2 separate regions of the Mus musculus genome follow, and region 1 is linked to region 2. A link is a loop called in an ENCODE intact Hi-C map of the cell type or tissue named here. Cell type or tissue: heart. All regions are shown on one strand.

Evidence for each region. Peaks named below come from ENCODE experiments on the same cell type or tissue, not always from the same donor. Only the 100,000 strongest peaks of a DNase experiment are listed, where the experiment ranks them.
Region 1: it touches region 2 in a loop (5-fold over the local background); 2 of 42 quality-filtered maps call a loop at or near these places.

The regions. Positions count from the first base shown.
Region 1 is chr4:57,924,868-57,932,867 of GRCm38, reverse strand. No RefSeq gene overlaps it. Among named protein-coding and RNA genes, the nearest start is that of Gm52700, 4.0 kb to the right of the region's middle. In heart, a CTCF peak has its summit at 4,858 (motif pointing right); a DNase peak (open chromatin) is centred at 2,137.
Region 2 is chr4:57,447,506-57,455,505 of GRCm38, reverse strand. It overlaps a transcript of Pakap not described here. Among named protein-coding and RNA genes, the nearest start is that of 1700042G15Rik, 87 kb to the right of the region's middle. In heart, a CTCF peak has its summit at 3,441 (motif pointing left); no DNase peak of the experiment used is centred here; H3K27ac peaks cover 389 bases.

The DNA of each region.
Region 1 (8,000 bases), 480 kb before region 2:
TTCTGGCAATAGATGAAAACTAACGCAAAGAGTGAGAGGCTTTGGAACAACCAGTCCTAAGTAGTCCTAAGTGAGGTCTTCATCAACTCTTACTCTTAAGGGTCCAGGTGGCTATGTGGAATGAAAAAGTCAGCATAGGAACTTTGGGAAGGTCATGAAACACTCACCCCTCCAGAAGGGAGAAGCTAATTAGCATTTCTCAGACCACAGGGTGGGAATGGACCTGCGGGTGGGACACATTCCACAGGGCTGACCATCGCTCGCCTTCAGACAAGGGAAGTCCTTGTCACCTCATTCCCTAAAGACCAACCAGTTTAAAGGGTGCACTGTTCTGCCAATCATATTGTGCCTAGTTGCTGACACTCTGTTCTGCCCCTGGAAAACTCACTGAATGGGTGCTGGGGGTCGCCGCCTCTCCATCAGGTCTGGGACAACCCCAGCGCACTGGAACAATAAATTCCTCTTGCTTTTTGCATCGATCCTGGCTCCAAGTGGTTCACTCAGGGGGTCCCTGGTAAGCCAAGGCTTCCTGGAGTCTTACGTGAAAGAGAAGGCAGAAATATTCTAAGAGGCAGAAGTGATGGATTACTCCAAGGAAACAATGTCTTTCAGGCGCAACAGGATATATGAATTCAGATACTGTGGCAGCATGCACAAGAGCTTCACAGATTCAAATCAGATGAAATCCCAGCACTGAAAGGAGGAAGTGGACACAAGCTCCGATTCCAACCAATAAATTATATGCAATTGACAGCCACTGGTAAAAGGAAAATTTATTGTTTCCAATGGAGTGTTACTTGGAATATCAACTACACTCCAGGGCAGGACCCCATGCCTAGGAACAGTGGCCAAAATAAAAGAAATGTCATGTGGATTTTTTGTGTGTGCATACTTCATTTTGTTTTGTTTGAGCTGTTTTTGTTTTTTGTCTTTTGTCTTATTGGTCTATTGCTTGTTTGTGTTAATTTTCCTTTTTGGGGGGACTTTTTTCCAGAGAGAGAGAGAGAGAGAATATAAAGTTAGGAAGTGGGGGGAGATCTGGGAGGACTAGAAGGAGGAGAAAACATGATCAAAATACTGTATAAAATTTTAATTAAAACAAAATAATAAAAAAAAGAAGTATGTCCTTCGAGGATGCAAGCAGATTGGGAAACTTGCCTTGAATGATGTAAGGACTCCAAAAGTCTACACAGGTCCCAGGTTAAACCCCAAAGTCAGAGACAAAGAACAGAGCAGTAGATTCTAACATCCTTGTGCATCTGAGCAGAAAGTACAATGAAGAGAACTCTCCAAGCAAGCTGTTCCCACATCCAAAACTCCCCAGATGCCGATATGGCTGAGTATTAATGTGCTTTCTTATGGTCAAATAAAGCTACAGATCTGCACAGCCAATGTTTGGCTCATGTTAGGACTGGGCACTTTCAATCGATTCTCCTGGAGTTTCATGCACACATGGAGATCTATGCACACGTTCACATGCCTACAGAGCAAAGGACTAACAGAGCAGAGGACTTGGAAAGCAAAAGCTCACAGCCTGAATAACAAGACAGCACAAACTTACAGGTCAGAGGGGGTGAGTCAAGTTCAAGCTGAAAGTCTGTGCAGTTGGATGACCCTTGCTTCCCTGAACCAGTGTGAAAGTTCAGAGTTCAGGGATGCATGCACACAGTCTGGGTCCTATATGAAGACAGAGCCAAGGACCCTGGGCAGAGAATTGAGGAAGATGCAGACCCCAAGGGATCCCTTCTCTTCTTCCTCCCCCTAGCCCCAGAAATACCTGTAATGTAAACAGACAAAACATTGCTCTAAAGGAAAGCAAGCAGCATGACAAAGAACCACTTCAATACTTGAGCGGCTCTTGGTTTCCACTGCACTTTGGCAAGTTTCGAAAGTACTCATGACTGGGCCCTACTGCCCTCTCCTGTGATCTGAAGAGAGGTCACATGAACCCAGAACACTTCATTTTTTAGAGACACTCGTCAGATGATTCTTTTCATAAGTTTTTATTTTTTGGTTTTGAGACAGGGTCTGTTGTGGTTTGAACATGACCCGTTCCCTATAGACTCATGTGTGGGAACACCTGATTCTCAGCAGCTGGGGACGTTTGAGAAGGTTGTGAAACCTTTTGGCACATGGAGCCTTGATGGAGGAAGTACAACAATGAGAACCAGCTTCCTGTGATCCCTCTCTGCTACTGCAGTGTGACAGACTGGCTGCTTGCTCCTGTCACCCAGTGCTCCCAACCAAGAGACTTATGCCCTATTGCTGCCACCCCACCCCCACCCTCATCTCTCAGTTTTTTTGAAACAGGGTTTCTCTGTGTAGCCCTGCTGTCCTGGAATTCACTCTGTACATCAGGCTGGCCTTGAACTCATAGAGCTCTGCCTGCCTCTGCCTCCTGAGTGCTGGGATTAAAGGCATGCGCCACCACTGCCCGGCTGAGCCTTTCTCTCTTAAATTACTTTTGTTAGGTTACTTTGTCATCACAGCAGAAAAGTAGCTAAGGCAGATCTCTCCAGCCCAGAACTTAATGTGCTACTTAGGTTAGTTTTAAACTCACAGCAATTCTCCTGACTCAGTCTTCCTAGCACTGGGCATGAGCCACCATCATAACTCTTTTGGTTGGTGGTTGGTTGGTTAGTTGGTTGGATGGTTGGTTGGTAGGTAGGTTGGTTGGTTGGTTGGCTCTGTTTTGGTTATTAAGTAAACAGTAGAAAATTGTCCCTCACTTTCCTCACAGCTCTGAGTGTTCCATAGGACATCTTCTCGAGGGCTTCCTTGTATGTTGGTTGGTTGGTTGGTTTGTGTTTTGGTTTGATTTTGAGACAAAGTCTCCTACAGTGTATGTAGGCTTCCGTCAAATTCACTTTGTGGCTGAGGTTGATTTTCCACTCCTGATCTTCCCGCTTCCACAGGTCAAGTGCAGGGGCTGCAGGTATGAGCCACCAGGCCCAACTTAAGTGGTTCTTAACACTCAGTCCAGATTGAGAATCCCGCACTAATGTGAAACCCTTACCCTTACTAGTAAAGCCGTGGCCGTCTGACTATCGCTAAGACAAAGGGTAGATCTCCAGAACGTGGGCCCAAACGCCGTGGCCGTCTGACTATCGCTAAGACAAAGGGTAGATCTCCAGAACGTGGGCCCAAACGTCCGGGAGAGACTCTTGATCTGATTCGGAATGAGCCGACCGGAAGAAGGAAAACAGGATCCTAGAGGACTCACATTGTCCCGATCTGTTAACTGATTGGGAAAGATTAAGATGTGTGGCCTTGTGGGAGAAGGTGCGTCACTGGAGATGGGTTTTGAGCTTTCAAAAGCCCATGATATTCCTAGTTTGCTCCCTTATGGTATGGATGTAAGCTCTCAGCCACTGCCCCAGTGCTGCCTGCTTGCCTGCATGCTGCCATGCCCGCCACCACACGGTCATGAACTCACCTTCTGATCCTGTTAGCTCCAAATCCACGCTTCCACAAGCTGCCTTGCTCACGTTGTCCTACCACAGGGATAGAAACGTCACTAAGACAACTTCCCTGAAGTGCCTGCCGTCTCACTAGGATGGAAGGTGGTCCTGGCCACTTCCACATCCGACATCCTTTGCTCTGATTTTCAGACTACTCCTTGTTGAGGCCCCAGAAGTCCTTGTACTCCCAGAGAAGCAGTAAGAAAACCAGGAACGTAAATCACACAGGGCATCTCCTCCGTGGAGGAGAGAAAGTCCAATCCCTGTATCCTACCCAGAAAGCTGAGAGTGGGTTTTGTTAACGAGCTGCTGACCCTTTTGATACCTGTGAAGGTAGTCTTCACCCACCTTTTGCTATAGGGGCAGACCTCACCTCCATTCCCCAGAAGGATTATCCCAGACTCCTGGGAATAGCATGTAGACTCTGTGGGTTGAACACACGACATTGGGCCTGGCAGCAAGTGCATTTACCAGCTGAGACATCTTGCCAGCCTTAACCTATCAATTATTTAAAGAGGGTTTTACTCGCCCTAAACCATTATCCATCCTTAGGGGAGATGTTGGGTGTACTTTATGACCCAATGACCTCTATGCTATTGGTCAGAGCCTATACTAGATTCTAGGCCTTTTAGCTAGGTCACATATATTTTGTAAAAGAGTATGTATGTAATCACACCTTAAGCTTTATTGTGCAACTGGAATTGAAATTATGGGAATTCTCATTGCCTAGAGACCATTTCCCAAATTCTATCATGTTTAAATATGCCTGCAGTAAACCACCTGGTGTTAGACTCCCTGGAGTCTGATGCAAGTTGAAGTCAATCTGCAATTGGTTTTTCATTCTTATCTCTTCCTTGCCATTTGCTCCTCTGCCTGGATACCTGAAGGGACCCCCCTCACCTAACAGTTCACATTCTTCTCATGGCTTGAGAAGCTTTTTTTATTTATTTATTTATTTATTTATTTATTTATTTATTTATTTATTTACAGTGTTTCTCTGTGTAGCCCTGGCTGTCCTGGAACTCACTTGGCAAACCAGGCTGGCCTCGAACTCAGAAATCCACCTGCCTCTGCCTTCCAAGTGCTGGGATTAAAGGCATGTGCCACCACTGCCTGGCCATTTTGAAAACGTTAGTATCTGGGCCTCCTACCTTCCTATATGGAGGCCCTGAGTTGGTAGATGTTCAGGGTTAGGTCATTTGTCAGGCTGCTGCTGATCTATCCATGGCAGCTCAAGAAGTGTGAAGCTACATGTCATCAGCACCACCCTGCTTCCCAGGAGGGGCCCCTACAACAGGTAGGGGTCTCCATGCCACAGTGAGACTCCCAAACTTCAGGAGCCATATATCTGTTCAAGTAGGGTTAATCATCTCAGCATTTTGTGTGGCCATGACTTAAAGCGTCCACTAGAGGGCAGAAAACTTACATTTAAGTTGTACTTTTCTTTCCACAGGCCAAAGACCTGGAGGCAATACAATCACCTGAATAATAAATAGTAAGCATGGCGACTCACAACCATCTGTAACTCCAGTTCCAGGGGATCCAACACACCCTTCTAACCTGTGTGGGCATCAAGAACACAAGCGGTGCACAAACACACATGCAAAGACACACCCACACATATATATATCTTTTATTTTCTAAAATGAAACACACACACACATTAGCATAGCATGGTATTCATAGTAGCCTAATGGATACAAGAAGCTTGATGGATGATACAAGGAGCTTGGCACAGCTTGATCATCACAGCCTTGAGAGGCTGAGGCAGAAAGATCACAGGTTCTGAGTCCAGCTAGGGCTACAGAGTAGAACCCTGAATCAAAGGAGGAGGAGGAGGAGGAGGAGGAGGAGGAGGAGGAGGAGGAAAGGGAAAGAAAGAGAGAGAGGGAGGGAGGGAGGGAGGGAGGGAGGGAGGAAGGAAGGAAGGAAGGAAGAACATGCATGTGATGATGTCTGTTCCAAGAAATGTTGCTCAACAGTAGGAAGCAGTGGAGTAGGGGACATGATCCCAGGTTGTACAGCTGCATCTACGTGGTTCATCCAGAATAGTGAAACCCACAAAGGCTGAAAACAGATTGGTGATTGACAGGGCGGAGAGCAGAGAAAGGGGGACAGTGACTTCTTAATGAGGTTCTCTTTGGAGTGATTTTAAAAAAAAGGTTTTCAAGCAGAGGCAGTGTGTAGTTGACCACCATCAGGAATATGCTAACAACTTGTTTTAAAATGATAGATAGCCGGGCATGGAGGCTCACGCCTTTAATCCCAGCACTCGGGAGGCAGAGGCAGGGAGATTCCGGAGTTCGAGGCCAGCCTGGTCTACAAAGTGAGTTCCAGGACAGCCAGGGCTATACACAGAAACCCTGTCTCGAAAAACAAAACAAAACAAACAAACAAACAAAAAAACAACAACAAAAAAAAGATATATAGTTATGTCTGTACAAAGAGGCAGGGGATAAAATACATTTAAAAATAAAATTCGGGCTGGAGAGATGGCTCGGTGGTTAAGAGCACTGGCTGCTGTTCCAGAGGTCCTGAGTTCAAATCCCAGCACCCACATGGTGGCTCACAATCATCTGTAATGAGATCAGATGCCCTCTTCTGGTGTGTCTGAAGACAGTGATGTTGTACTCATATACATAAAATAAATAAATAAATAAATAAATCTTTTTTTAAAATCACCTTCATATAAGACTTCATATAAGATTTGAAAATCACCTTCATATTAAGACTTGAAATCACTCTATTTTCATAAACAATGAATCCAACTTACAAAAACTTCTTCACCATTTGGCTAAGCTGTAACCAGTCATCTAAGTGTTATCATTTGTTTGCTGTATTTGCTGGAAAGATAACAAGGATCAAAGGCTCTCTGATCAGATATGGATATTCATCTAGACATCAACAAGATTTCTTTGAACATTATAGTAATTTCCTGTGATAAAATGTGCCACTAGGGGCTGGTGAGATGGCTCAGCGGTTAAGAGCACTGACTGCTCTTCCGAAGGTCCTGAGTTCCAATCCCAGCAACCACATGGTGGCTCACAACCATCCGTAATGAGATCTGATGCCCTCTTCTGGTGTGTCTAAAGACATCTACAGTGTACTTACATAGAATAAATAAATCTTAAAATAAAAAGAAATGTGCTGCTAAAGACCTGAAATGAGAAAAAGTCATTTTGGGTGCAGTTATATACCATAATTTCTGTTTTTATTTGTTTTCAAGACAGGGTTTCTCTATGTAGCCCTGGCTGTCCTGGAACCTACTCTGTAGACCAGGCTGGCCTCGAACTCACAGAGGTCCACCTGCCTCTGCTTCCCGAGTGTTGGGACTAGAGGCATGCGCCACTACCACTCAGTTTGTACTACGGTATCTCAAAACATTCTCCTACTTTTCTTTTTCTTGTATTTGAGACAAGGACTTGTGTAGGGTAGGCTGGCCTTGAACTTGCCACACAGGGAAGGAAGACCTTAAACTCCAGCTCCTCTTTCCTTCACCTCCCGAGTGCTGAGATGAGAGGTTTAGAGGGCTGACCACTCTCTTAGTTTTCTTGAGTCAAGCAGGGTGGGTGGCTCAAGGGATGTATTTATTTCCTCATTATTTATTTCAGTCCTCTTTTATCTTCTAAAAGCCATGATGCTGGAGCTAGAGAGAAGGCTCAACTTGTTGCTCTGGTAGAGTTGGATTCCCAGCATCCATGTAGGGTGGCTCACAACTGCCTATAACTCTAGCTCCGGGGGATCTGATGCCGTTTACCTTGTACTTGTGCATACATACCCACACGAAGAGATGCATGATTTAAAATAAAATAAATGTTTTAAAATATTTGGGGGATTTGTTTGGTTTGGGGTTTTCTTTGTTTTTGTTTTTTGTTTTGTTTTGTTTTGTTTTTATGAGATGAAGTCTCACTGTGTAGCTCCAGCTATCCTGGAACTCACAATGTAGACCAGGCTGCCCTCTAACTCACAGAAATCCACCTGCCTCTGCCTTCCAAGTGCTGTGATTAAAGGCGTATACGACTATACCAGCTTCTGTGAAATTTCTCAGACTTCCTCACAACAAAGATACTGGACACCTAGTTTGACAAACAAAATATACTTTGATAAAATTTCGTGGACACAGAGACAGGATGCAGGTACCTACTTTGTGGGTGTGGCTCATGATGACATATGGTTGATAGGCCAGGAGTTTGCCCCAAAGTTTCTTAACAATGGTTTCTCTGTTCAGCAATAATAGTATATTCATTATAATGTTCTAGTTATCCTAGAACCTCAATGCTCAATAAGATCTGTCCTACTTGCTTGGTCAACTCAAGCTGCTACCCACTTCTTTGGGGACTGCTTTTTCCTCAGGCAGAGAGGAGTGAAACCGGTCACTCGGAGCACCTTGTTGAGAGTAGGGAAAAGAACAGAACATACCATGTTCTCAGGAGAAGGCATCAGTCAGGGCTATTGAGTAAAATGAGGAAAGACAGAGGTGGTAGGAGAATGCTCTCCTTTGTTCTCCCCGTGCATTTGAAACACAATACAATTTGTGGG
Region 2 (8,000 bases):
TTTTTGATGTTTTTTAAAAAGGTATTTAGGGGAGCCTCTTTTATGGAAATGGATATAAGGATAAAGGTCAAACTTATTGAATAGAAAAGATTAATTTTTTTATTAATCAGTTTGAATCTTATCTCTGTCTCTACATCGCTTAGACTGCCATCATTTAGAATAGCGAAAGGATCTCAATTGCCATGGAGACTCCCTAATTTAATTCCTTAATCTTCTTGAACATCATTCAGAGGACCAAGCCCTTCCCAGACATTAGCATCTGGGTGTCCATTAAGTGACTCAAACTTTCTTATTCTAAGCCCTACGTGCTTCTCCCTCCCAAGCCTAGTTCTTCTTTTAGTAAATAGCATTTTATTTGCCTACAGATTAAGCCAAAATGCCTTGGCCCCATTTATGAGACCTCTTCTACTATCATCAGAACCTGCCAAGGCCACCCCAAAACTACTCTACAATCTAGTTTTAGTTAGAGTTTCTATAGTTGTGATGAAACACCATGCCAAGCAACTTGGGAAGAATGGGCTTACTTGTCTTATAGTTCCATGTTTTAGTCCACTATTGAAGGAAGCTAGGACAGGAACTGGAAGGCAGGAGCTGAGGCAGAGGCTATGGAGATGCTCTGCTTACTGGCTTGCTCACTCTGGCTAGCTCAGCTTGCTGTCTTATAGAACCCAGAACCACCAGTGCAGGGATGGTCCCACCCACAACGGACTGGTCCCTCCCACATCAATCACTGATTAATAAAATGCCTTAAAGGCTTGCCTACAGCCCCATCTTATGGAAGCATTCTTTTTTGGAGAGGCATCTTTTTTTAACTTTTTGACTCTGTGAGTTTCACATCATGTAAGCGAATCCCACTCATCTTCCCATCCCTTCATATCTGCCCTCCATTTTTGCAACCTCCTCCTCAATCCCCAAAAAGGAAATAAAGAAGATTTTTTTTTAAAATCTTGTTATGGAAGCTGTAGTGTCTCACACAGCATACTCTTTTGTCTACACATCTTTACTTGCAAATGTTCATTGTAATGAGTCTGGTTCAAGGCTCTGGTTTCTGCTACTCTATCAATACTGGATCCTCTCTGGGACTCCTCTAAAATATTCTGTTGTTGCCTTGTGTCATGGGAATCCTGCATTTTTGTATCTGCAGGACTGATCCCTTCATATTCTCCAGCACTTCATAGATTGGGTAGCTGTTGGGGTGGGCCAACTCAAAGCCCCGGATCTAGACCTGGGTGGTAGCTGAGTTCACCAGCCTGCCAGATCTCCTGCATCCACATCACCAGTGTTTTTTCCTGAACTGACCAGGCTAGCTCACCTGATGCCTCAGCCTGCAAGGGGCAGGGCTAGCTCTCCCTCAGGGCTGGCCTCCTCTCACCCATGTCAACAGGGCCAGCTCTACTGCACTGCCCAGTGGCAGGGCAGGCTGCTCCCTCAAGTGCTGCAGCCAGAGGGGCAAGGAAGGGAGATGATCTCTCCCTCACCCATGCCTCCACACAACAGAGGAATTGCAGGGCCAACTCTCCTGTGCTCATATCCCCAGGGCCAGCTCACCCTGCCCCCAACACCAGGGTCAGCTCGACTGTGCCACCCAGGCAAGGTGCATGGCCTGCTCTCTTGAACGATGTATGGAAGCATTTTTAAATGACATTCCCTCCTCTAAATGACTTCAGCTTATGTCAAGTTGACATACACTAAGCAGCACAGCACACAAGCACATCACTGTTGAGCCACAACCTTTCTTGTCCCATTCACCCCCAAGATCACACGTTACTACGAACATTACAATATAAAACATTTCAAGCTTTAAAAATCCCAATCTTTAAAATTTCATACAAAAAGGTCGAAGTCTCCTTTTTTCTTTTTTCTTTTTTCTTTTTTTTTTTTTTTTTTTTTTTGGTTTTGGTTTTGGTTTTTCGAGACAGGGTTTCTCTGTGCAGCCCTGGCTATTCTGGAACTCACTCTGTAGACCAGGCTGGCCTCGAACTCAGAAATCCGCCTGCCTCTGCCTTCCAAGTGCTGGGATTAAAGGTGTGAGCCACCACACCCGGCAAGGTTGAAGTCTCTTAAAATACCCAAATTCTGTTTTGAAATCCAAAGAATTTGTAAAATTCCAAAATTTCTTTAAAAGTTAAAAATCTCTCAACTATGGGCTGCTGTAAAATAATAAGTATCTTAAATGCTTTCTTACTCCAAAGAGGAAGAACCAGGAGGGCAGCTACAACCTCAACAAAGCAAAACCAAACTCCAACTGTGTAAATAACAAAATGTCTAATGGGCTCAGGTCACTTCTCTGGCTCTACAGCACACACAGCTTGTCTTCTGAGCTCAGGCCGGCTCCACTCCACCGCTGCAGCTCTTCTTGATGATCATCCTATGGTATTGGCATCTCCAAATGCTGGGGTCTTCCGCTGCAATTGGGTTTCACCAATTCCGCTGCAATTGGGTTTCACCAATAACCTCTCCTGGGCTTGCTTCATGGTGCCAAGCCTTAGCTGCTCTCCGTGACCCCTCTATGCCTTCACCAACAATACCGCCTGGTTGAGTCTTGCACATTACAAAGTTCAGCTGCCAGCATGAAGGCCAACCTTGGCTGTGTCTGAGACAAAGCTTATCATCTTAATGATGTTGGTCTCTTACTCAGAGCTGAGTCTTCAGCCCCAGCTCATCCATATCCATTGTCCCAGCAAACCACGGGTTTGTGTTTCTGGTATCTTGTTAACCACAGCAGATTCTTCAGCCCCAGCTAACCAGAACTACAGAGTCTTCAGGCAAATGACCTGGTAGAGTCTTTGCATTCCTCTGCAACCTCACAAGCCAGGCCTCCATGTTCGGCACGGCTCTCAACAGTCTTACCATCCAAGCTCCTACAGAATAGCCCAGAGCTCTCAACACTCAATGGCTTTTCTAGCCCAAAGTTCCAAAGTCCTTCCACAACCCTCCAAAACAACATAGTCAGGCCTATCACAGCAACTTCCCATGATTCTGATACCAATTTCTGTTTCTTTTAGGGTTGCTACTGTGGTGATGAAACACCATGGACAAAGCAATCTGAGGCAGGAAAGGGTTTACTTAGCTTACGCTTCCACATCTTAGTCCATCATTAAAGGAAGTCAGGGCAGAGACTCAAGCAGGGAAGGGACCTAGAGGCCTGGGAGGAGTGCTGCTTCCTGGCTTGTCCTCCTGGCTTGCTCAGCCTGCTTTCTTATAGAACCAAGACCATCAGCCCAGAGGTAGTACCACCTTCCTCCCCTGGGCCCTCCTCCATCAGTCACTAATTAAGAAAATGCCCTACAGGCTTGCCTACAGCCCAATCTTATGAAGGCATTTTCTCACATGAAAGTCCCTTCCTTTGAGATTACTTTAGCTTGTAGCGTAAAACTAGCCAGCACAAAGCTCAGTCTTTTATGACAGTCCAAGTGTGACCCTTTGCGGTGACCTCTACTGCCACCTCCTGGTTGCCAGATAGTGTCACTTATATTCTGACTTCCTGAGACCCACAGAAAATTGCTGGTGAACAGGCTGAGCTCTGCATCTAGAATTAGTCCTGTTCATGGGCGACTCCAAACTGTCAGTCCCCTGCCCCCCATCCCAGTCCCCTAAAATCTATTTGGTGCACTAACTCCCCTGATAGGTCAACTTCCCTCTCCCTCTTTCTGCCCATTTCTTCCTACTTGGATTCACTTACTCCTCCCAAGACCCTTGGTTGATCACAAAGACACACACACACACACACACACACACATACACACACGCACACCATGCTAAGCCACTGGCTAATTTTTCACAAGCAACAAACACTTTCTTCTCAACTCAGAGATGCAATGGTTTAGAAAACACGAGCATTCTCCTTTCCTCAAGAAAAAAAAAAAGTGGGAGAAGGAATAAAGAAATCTATCATAGTATTTCACAGCCCAGATGAAAGGCCCCAGCTAGTGGGTAAAGCAGGGAAGAGTCAAGAATTTCGAATGACAAATGTCTGAGTTTTTTCCTAAAGCTGAAGTCGTCTCAGAGTGTTGGAAAAAAAAACTGTGTGAGTGGTGGGCTGTTGCGCGCGCCCAACAGGCCAGGAAGAACGACGCTGCTACAGGATCCTTCTGCACACATTTATTCAGTCCTGTTTCTTCTTTCTCCATATATCTCCCTTGTTTATATCTTCCTTGTTTATATCTCCCTTGTTTTTATATCTCCCTTGTTTTTATATCTCCCCTGTTTATATCTCCCTTGTTTTTATATCTCCCTTGTTTTTATATCTCCCTTGTTTTTATATCTCCCTTGTTTATATCTCCCTTGTTTTTATATCTCCCTTGTTTATATATCTCCCCTGTTTATATCTCCCCTGTTTATATCTCCCTTGTTTATATATCTCCCTTGTTTTTATATCTCCCTTGTTTTTATATCTCCCTTGTTTATATATCTCCCTTGTTTTTATATCTCCCCCGAACCCTGGGCCTCTCACTCTTTTATACTCTCAGTTCCCATCCACGCACAGCAGGCCACGCCACCTCACCAGGCACGCAGCTTCAGCTAATCAGGGCAGCAGGGGCAAATCTCCACCAAATTGGATTCACCTGTATCCTGGTACACCTGCGCAGCACTCAAGATGTTTGTGTCTTATATGAGGAAGTCAGGTGCAAGTCATATGACTTAGCTGCAGTCCCTGGCGCCTTTGGGACTGCCGCCACACCCGCTCCCCACAATTCCCCCTTTTTTCTTTTTTGGCAGAGAGAATGTCTGTAGAAAGCCCCCCGCAGCCATGCCCCTTACCCGTCCTTGGGTGACAAACAGCATTGGTTTGATCCCTGTCTTAGGTTGGTGACATGCCCAGGGAGTCTTATCACTGACTACCTCTCAATCATGCCAAGCCACTCCTGGGGAGATTGTGTTTTGCTTGCAGCAGGTGCATCAAAAGGCCAGGATGTTACTTAACCTATGGCCAGATCTTAATTGCTGCAAGCAAGCCTCATGGGTGAAGGTAGAGGTCTGATCCCCAGTGTGCAAGCATAGGGGCCCTACACAAAACCATCCCTTAGGCTCATCACCCAGAGAGGTCTTGGCCAGCTCCTGTGTCGTTTTTCCTGGGGGAAGGGAACTAGGACACTGAACCTTCATGCAATCAGACGTGCCTTCCACAGGATGCCAACAGCAAGCTATCCTCTGTGCAGTGCTTAGCCTCGCAACCCATGGCATAACGCAGCATAATTTCTTTTAGAGCGGCAAACCGAATCTGAGGAGATTGTCCCGCCTCCACTGCAGCAAAAGCCTACGCTACCATGGCGAAAGTGCGGACCCGCACACTCTGCACCTAACACATGTGCCAAACACAAAACACACACACACTATAACAAGCATACATCCCAGGGCTCTCATCCCTGCTCATCTTCCCTGAAGCAAGGGATAGATAGCCAGAGGGGCTATCTCTTTAAGGGAAATTCAGGGATCAAAAAGCGTGGAAAAATTTGAATGTCATGTCGAGCTGGTATTGGCGCTTCTGGAACACCGAAAGGATCTCTCATCTCGGCTCCATCCTTTGTGCTTGTGGGATCATCCACCACATCCACAGGGGCAACTGGATCAGGAGCCTCATTCTTGTAGCGTCTCACCAATCTCTCCGGCACCCAAAGAGGTTCCGTCTGGTCCATGAACTTACCCTGCCGGCAACCACTGACTGCTGAAAGTTCTGAACTCGGTGGGGGAGTCGGTTCCCCGTACAGGCCACCAATTGTCGCGTCCGCTCTCGACCAGCAAGAACGATGCGACCACCAGTCCTTCTAACAGCAGTTTATTCAGTCTTCATCTCTCTTCTTTCTCTTCATCAGTACCTTTCCCCAGCTGAAGAGTTCTGAATCCACGCCGGATCCTTCTCAACAGTCTGTTTTATGGGAACCTTTATTAACCCCTTCTTCCCTGTGATGCAGTTCTGAATCCTCCCTGTAGCAGGGGGTCTTCGCTCGTGACTGAAGATGTTTCTTTTCCCGGGTTTCCTCGTCCCAGGTCTTCTTGTCCCAGGTCTTCTCGTCTCATCCCGGGTCTCAGCACCAACTCTTGCGCGCGCCCAACAGGCCAGGAAGAACGACGCTGCTACAGGATCCTTCTGCACACATTTATTCAGTCCTGTTTCTTCTTTCTCCATATATCTCCCTTGTTTATATCTTCCTTGTTTATATCTCCCTTGTTTTTATATCTCCCTTGTTTTTATATCTCCCCTGTTTATATCTCCCTTGTTTTTATATCTCCCTTGTTTTTATATCTCCCTTGTTTTTATATCTCCCTTGTTTATATCTCCCTTGTTTTTATATCTCCCTTGTTTATATATCTCCCCTGTTTATATCTCCCCTGTTTATATCTCCCTTGTTTATATATCTCCCTTGTTTTTATATCTCCCTTGTTTATATATCTCCCTTGTTTTTATATCTCCCCCGAACCCTGGGCCTCTCACTCTTTTATACTCTCAGTTCCCATCCACGCACAGCAGGCCACGCCACCTCACCAGGCACGCAGCTTCAGCTAATCAGGGCAGCAGGGGCAAATCTCCACCAAATTGGATTCACCTGTATCCTGGTACACCTGCGCAGCACTCAAGATGTTTGTGTCTTATATGAGGAAGTCAGGTGCAAGTCATATGACTTAGCTGCAGTCCCTGGCGCCTTTGGGACTGCCGCCACACCCGCTCCCCACAGTGGGCCACAGGGAAGCCAGCCTGGAGACCCTGAGGTTTCCTTCCACTCGCTGACATCTATTTTACAGAGACTTCATTTTTTCAATGCCCAAGCTTCCAGCCACAAGACAGTGTAATCTGAATAGAGACACAGGTATTTATTGACTCTGTTCTAAGTCAGCAGCATATCAGCTTGAAGAGCTTTGGAAGGGACTAGTCAGCTCATAAAACTAAGTGTTTGACCATGTGATCTGGAAAATAAGCTGGAGAAATGAGAAGAGCTGAAGACCCAACTTTCTCTCATCAACAGCGGTGTGTTAGCAATGGCAACCTGCCACTGTGTCAGCAATATCATCCTGTCATTGTAGAACCAGACTTGAGTTCTCAACTCAGAGACCACAGCACGGTTGACTACATCCTACCATCCCTACCGCCATAGCTTTGGCCCAGTTACCACCAAGTCTCAGCCACCTCAGGGTGTAGTGGCCTCCTAGCTGTGCCGGGATATTCTCCTTTGTCCACAAGTTAGATTGTGTGGCCTTTCTGCTTAAACTTTCCTTTGACCAAAGTGGCTTGGGGACGGGGAGTGGCTGAGGAGATGGCTTGTCCCATAAGCATGGGAACTGAGATCAAATTCCTGACAGACACATAAATAGTCAGATGTGCCCATATGCACCTATAATCCCAGCACTGGAGAATTGGGGGCAGAAGGATCTGTGGACCTGCTGACCAGCCTTCCTTGCCAATGAACTTGAGGTTCAGTGAGAGGCTGAGTCTCAAAAAATAAGATAAAGAAGGGATTGAGAAAAATACCAGATGTCACCTCTGGCCTACACACACACACACACACACACACACACATGTGTTCATACATAAACACACACACACACATACATATATGTGTTCATGTGAATACATATATGAACACAGAGAGGAGAATACTACTCAAAGCTGTAATATGCTTAAATTTTCCTCTAGGAGAGGATCTGCTTTCTTTGCATTAATGTCCTCAAATGTGTCAATCTGAGTCAAAGAACAGAGTGTCAGGGCCTCCTCTTCCTATCACAACCTAGCAGCACGTTCATATGACCATACCTTGACCTCTACACCAGGATACTACTGGCCTGTAGAGACAGGAGATCACAGATGATTAGATTCAGCCATTTTTTTTTAAATATCAAAGAACAGATCAAGGAAAATAAAGTTCTAAGCTTTTCTTTAAAGTCATGACCACAAAACTTTTCATATTCAAATTTAAAAGGTAAAATCCACCTACTTTCGAAACAGTTCAAACACACACCATGTACTGCTCTGACATTCTAAACAAATATCTGTTTATTTGGCCCGC